2 separate regions of the Homo sapiens genome follow, and region 2 is linked to region 1. The links are chromatin loops, found by intact Hi-C in ENCODE. Cell type or tissue: natural killer cell. All regions are shown on one strand. Links, peaks and the distances in the headings refer to the core of each region. The heading gives the core; the rest is flanking DNA. Region 1 overlaps GRK5 (G protein-coupled receptor kinase 5). Region 2 overlaps DENND10 (DENN domain containing 10).

Region 1 (2,907 bases), core at 155-2,654:
CAGACCCGCCATGGGTGCCCACTCCCAGGGGACCAAGGACGATGCCTGGAGAGGTGGGTGCTCAGATGGAGCCTCATAGAGGCAGGGTATAGGCTGGGGCCCCAGGTTCCCCATGACCCTTTCCCTCTGTCCTCTCCCCACCTCATTCCTGTGACACAACAGAGCAAGCTGGGGCAAGGCAGTGGGGCTTTAAAAGGCTTCCTAGAAAATGCTTCTTGAATTGTGAAATGGCCAAGGAGGGCTCTGTTGGCAAGATGAGGTTGTTACCCCTCAGAATTCAAAATCCAGTGTGTATGCAGAAAGGAGGGCTCGCCACCAGGAGACCAGAGTAGAGCATGGCTGCATGAGTTTCCTCTTGCTTCAGTAACAAGTTATTAACGGCACAAATGGAGTGCTATAGACACAAATGTATTATCCTACAGTTCTAGAAGTCAGAAGTCTGGAATCAGATTCACCGGGCTAAATCCAGGTGTCGGCAGGGCAGTGTGCCTTCTGGAGACTCCAGGGGAGAATCTACAGGCCACCTCTATTCCTTGGCTCAATTCATGGCCCTTCCTCCACCTTCAAAACCAGCAGTCGCTGGTCAGGTCTTTCTCAAGCTGCATCACTCTGAACTCCTTTTCACAGGCACAGTCCACTCTCCCTCTAATCAGGCCCACCTGATATCCCTGGATAACCTCTCCATCTCAACAGCCTTAACTTAATCACATCTGAAAAGGCCCTTTTATCAGGTAGGTAACATATTCACAAGTTGCAGGGATTCGGATACGACATCTTTAGGGGACCATGATTCAGCCTTAATCATGCAGTGATTAAGACTGCATGCTCCAGGGCCAGACTGCCTGGGTTTAAACCCAGGTATGTAATTTACTAGCTGTGTGACTCCAGGAAATTTACTCAACCTCTCTGTGCTTCAACTGGCTCCTCTGTAACCACATAGATATAGGCATCAATGAGCTGATGCACGTAAAGCATTTAGCATAGTTAAGAAAGTTCAGTGAATAAGGGCTGCAATTATCCCCTACTCTCCACCTAACTCAGAATGAATGACATCAGAGCTGAGAGGAACCTTGCTGATCACCCACGCCTGCTCCTCACTGACGGCTGGAGACACAGAGGCCCAGGGAGAAAAAGTGAGCCATCAAGGTCACACAGCATTTTTTTAGGCAACCCCCAGTACCCTATAACCATACCTAGTACAGACGAGCCCAAAGAAGCATCCCCCATGTCTCCCCAGTGCCCTGCACCCAGTAGACGCTAGAGGACACTGCACCCAGTGAGTCACCTGGAGGGAGAAGAGGGGAAGTGCTCCCCAGCAGAATGTCTGCAGGAAACACCTGCAGGTGCAGCGGCCCCGGCCAGATCCTCACACCCCACCCACCAGGCTCAGGGGCTCAGGCAGACGTGACACCTCTTTCCCCAGGAGAAGTCAGCAGAACAAATCTTGACTAGGGACACCAAAATCCATATTCGGGGCCAAGAGAAGGTGCTCTGCCCCGCAAGTGTCAGCCAGGACCCCGGCTTCCTTCCCTCGCTGTGTGATCTCAGTGTGGGTTTGGACACATCCCCACTCTGGGCTTCCATTTCACATCAGAAAACAGGACCTGGAATGGCTCAGTGGCTCTCAATCTGCAATCATGATCCAGGAGCCCCTGACCAAGTTTCAGAAAATCCTAGAAGAAGCGCACATGCGCCCCAAGCTGAAGCACACAGGAAGCTTGCTCATCCAGGCACTGAAGTTTATCGGTGTGTGCAGTTCAGGCTGAACAGACTCACACAGAGGTGTCTGCAATCAACAAAACGGGGGAAACAGTGACTCACCTCACACAGATGGCCTGTTAGCGGGCAAATTTCTCCACAAAAGGCGACAAGAATCACCACGGGTCCTTGGCAGAGCCTCAACTAGACTCTGCTGTTTCCAACCAGAGAGGACTGACTCATCCAAAAGGCTCCCCCCTCCCCCAAATCCAGCCCAGGCGGGCACTGCCCCAGTGGTTCAACTCCCTCACCATCACACAGTCCTCCAGCTGACACCCAGGACTCCCAGGGAGGCCTTCCAAGGGCTCAACACGGAGCCTTTCCATGGTCTCAGGGGTGGCTGAGAGCAGAGATACCGGAAGTACAGTGGTCAGGCCGTCACCTGCTTCCTCACTGGGAGTTATTTTCTGCCTCAGGGCCTTTGCATATGTCATTTCCTCTGCTAGATACACATTTCCAGAATCACTTTTTTGCAATGAAACATTTCAAGCTTACAGAATGGGAACAAAATTTCTTTAAACCTGCATACCCACAGGTTTTGTCAAAATAATTCCTCCATCCACTCTCCTGTTGAGAGACACGTAGGTTAGGTCTTCCAGGTTTTTACCTCTCAAATGACGTTGCTCTGGGCACTTACACGTGTCTCCCGGGGAGTGGCACTTTATTGCTGCCCCTACTTCACCCGGCCAAGTCCTCAGGTCTTAGGGTCTTGTCCTTCCCTGATCATCCCCAATCAATCAATCCAAGTCATACCCACACAGCTCTCTCCCACCACTCCTCAGTCAGTGTCTGGCTTTGAAAAAGCAGCTATCAAAATTTGTCAGCAAATTTTCACTTATGCCTTTATGGGGCTTCCACCCAAGAGGACAGAGACCACGTCCATTTTGCTCATCAGTGCCTAGGACATGTGCCTGGCACACAGCAGACCTCTGACATGTCTGTGAACGAGTGAATGCTTGAATAAGTGAGTGAGCAGAGGTGTCACCCCAGAAGCAGGTCATGTTGAGCCCATCTTCCCCCAGGTCTCTGAGACACACCTGACATGTCCTCTGCCGGCCCCTTGTTCTGTCAGCGAAGAGAGGAAAGGCAAGGGAGGGGACCACGGGTTCCCACAGCCTTGGAGGACCACGGGACTCTGGAGCTCAGAGC
Region 2 (2,907 bases), core at 137-2,636, 170 kb after region 1:
TATCCTTCAGGAGAGGAGCAAGGAGCTGGGAACAGGCCAAATGCAAGGAGCTGGGCGGGCTGCAGGCCACCACGTGGAAAGCACAAGAAATAAAACCCATTTGCCATCCCAGTTTGGCAAGGGCAGAGCAGGTGCCCACTGGGCCACATGGACGCTGGTCAGCATGCCAGGTAGACACCAGCAAGGAGCTGGCTCTGCGGCATGTGGCAACAGTCACTAAGTGGGACAGGAGTCTGACTGCATGATTTCTGTTGTCCTGGAGACAAGCAAAGCAAAATTTTGACAATCTAGTTCCCCATGCTCAGCAACAACCTCCCCTTTATAATTTGTTCCTCCAGGGAAATTCTCCTAGGAAGAAAGAATGCACTGGCTGGCCCAGAAAAGCCTTCCAGACCACTTGGTAGTTACATTTCTCATTGCCAGCGGTCGGTGTCAGCACCAGCCCCTGTGTATACCTGCCCTCGAGCCCAGTAACTAACTAGATCAGGCCAGCCTGCACCTGCTTGTCCATCATCACTGTGGCCGTCTGTAAACCCTCTCTAAGCACCTGCCCGCTGGCCTCTACCACAGCCCCCCACTCTGCTTATGTGCACAGCTCTGCCGCACACCACCCAGCGACACCGGGTCAGGACTTTCAGTAAGTCAGAAGGTGAGGGAGTTACCTGTATAACGTGGCTCTCTGATTTCTCTGGATCTTCTGCAGACTGAACAATTAGCTGACCCATTTCTTTGTGCAGTTTGCCCATTGCCATGGCCTCTGGTGAGATCAAGAAGGTGAATATTTAGAAATCGACATAAAAAATAATCATGCCATCTATCTGAAAACTTGGAAGACCACACTGAGGGAATTTTCAAAAAGCAGCTGATAACCTCCCACATGTCCATTTTATCACTAGACACAAATATGACAACATGCTGGGAGGAAAGGCATAATATAATCGTGATTTATACTTCTGGGCAAACATAAAAACACATCACACCAAACCAGATTTCCCCTTCACACCCACCTGACCAAAATTTTTATTTTTCTTCCCAGACAAAGCATAATGAACAATTCTGACTACAACTAAGTCATGACTATAAGCCAAGAGTCTGACGTTCTAGTCCAGCTCTTTACAGTTAAGAAATGTATCTTTTTGGCGGGAATATTGTGAAAGAGGAGCTTCCTGTCAGTTCTGCAGAAGCCAGCTGGGCGCTCAATTCGTTTAGATTCTTAGAAATGAGCAAAGGAAACCACCTAAGTTAGCCTGGTTACATACATTGCTACTGTCTGCACTGAGGAGGTTAACAGAAACTTGTTTGTCACTTCAAGAGACAGACTCCATTCAACTGGTGCGGATTAGGATGAGCCCATTTTTATAGACACAGAGCAACACAGGGCAGCAGGAAGATGGCCACCCTTTCTGGTCCTAATGCTTCAGCTGCTTAAGTGGCCCTAGCCACAGCCAGTTTTCTTTCACTTTCGCTTTGCAAAAGGCAGTTATTTCGTAAAGATCTGACCCCATAGTTTGAATTTTTCATCATGAGCATGCATTATGTTTGCAATTTTAAAACGAATTAAAGGAAAGCCAGTTATGGTTCTATTAATTTGAATTTTTCAATAAAACCTCACATAATCGAATCTAACAATTCCCAATGAGTCAGCATTCAGCTGCCCCCACTTTTAGGAGAAAGATAAGTGACAAAACAAAGCTGTTAATCAGTAATCCCATCTAAAACCACTACCTGAGTAGTGCTCAACACGCATTTAAGCCAATCTTTTCTACTTTATGTAGCTGTAATTTGGGACAATTTATTTATTTATTTATTTATTTGAGACAGAGTCTTGCTTTGTCACCCAGGCTGGAGTGCAGTGGCGCGATCTCGGCTCACTGCAAGCTCTGCCTCCCGGGTTCAACTGATTCTCCTGCCTCAGCCTCCCGAGTAGCTGGGACTAGAGGCGCCTGCCACCACGCCCGGCTAATTTTTTGTATTTTTGGTAGAGACGGGGTTTCACCGTGTTAGCCAGGCTGGTCCCGATCTCCTGACCTCGTGATCCACCCGCCTTGGCCTCCCAAAGTGCTGGGATTACAGGCGTGAGCCACCATGGCCGGCCTAATTTGGAACAATTTAGAATGTCTAAGAATGCCACTCTAACACTAGTACACCCTTTCCTGATCATTAGCTCTAAGAACAGCTTCATTCCCTTATGCTTACTAAGACATGCTTCAAAAAGATTTTCCATACTGGAGTCACATTTAACCCTGTGTAGTGATAAACGCCTACATATTTTTTGATACTCCTTTCTTCAAGAGGTGGAGACATTCCTCTCTCAAGTGTTGACTAAACTTAGTGATTTGCTTCTAACAAATAGCATATGGAGGAAGTAATGGTGACTATCAAGGCAAGATTATAAAACGCACTGTGACTTCCTTTTCTCTCTCGGGTCACTCACTCCTGGGGAGCCAGCTGTCATATTGTAAGAACACTCAAGCAACCCTATGGAGAGGCCCATGGCAGAAGGAACTGAGGCCTCCTGCCAACAGCCATGCACATTGAAAGCGGATGTTCCAGCCCCAGTGGAGCCTTCAGATGACTGTGGCTCTGGGATATCGTGACTGAAACTTCCTGAGCCAAACTACCTCTACATAAGTCATTCCTGATCCGCCAAAACTGTGAGATAAATATGTGTTGTTTTAGAACATGATGGCTCACGCCTGTAACCCCAGCACTTTGAGAGGCTGAGGCCAGTGGATCACTTGAGGCTAGGAATTCGAGACCAGCCTGGCCGACATGGTGAAACCCTGTCTCAAGTAAAAATACAAAAATTAGGCCAGGCGCAGTGGCTCACATATGTAAGTAATCCCAGCACTTTGAGAGGCCAAGACAGGCAGATCATGAAGTCAGGAGTTCAAGACCAGCTGACCA

What was found. A loop is a pair of places that touch in the nucleus more often than their neighbours do. Peaks named below come from ENCODE experiments on the same cell type or tissue, not always from the same donor. Only the 100,000 strongest peaks of a DNase experiment are listed, where the experiment ranks them.
Region 2: a loop joins it to region 1, with 2.7 times the contacts of the local background. A loop is called at or near these places in 2 of 110 quality-filtered maps.

Annotation. Positions count from the first base shown.
Region 1 is chr10:119,305,178-119,308,084 of GRCh38, reverse strand. The region is part of intron 1 of GRK5 (G protein-coupled receptor kinase 5); the gene reads right to left. Among named protein-coding and RNA genes, the nearest start is that of GRK5-AS1, 33 kb to the left of the region's middle. RefSeq lists enhancers at 1,429-1,528, 1,939-2,018. In natural killer cell, for the core only: a CTCF peak has its summit at 1,282; DNase peaks (open chromatin) are centred at 1,294 and 1,804; H3K4me3 peaks cover 313 bases; H3K27ac peaks cover 1,886 bases.
Region 2 is chr10:119,130,365-119,133,271 of GRCh38, reverse strand. It overlaps DENND10 (DENN domain containing 10), which reads right to left. Exons shown (of 9, transcript NM_207009.4): 8 at 663-757. Among named protein-coding and RNA genes, the nearest start is that of DENND10, 28 kb to the right of the region's middle. In natural killer cell, for the core only: no CTCF peak of the experiment used is centred there; a DNase peak (open chromatin) is centred at 1,281; H3K4me3 peaks cover 751 bases; H3K27ac peaks cover 2,259 bases.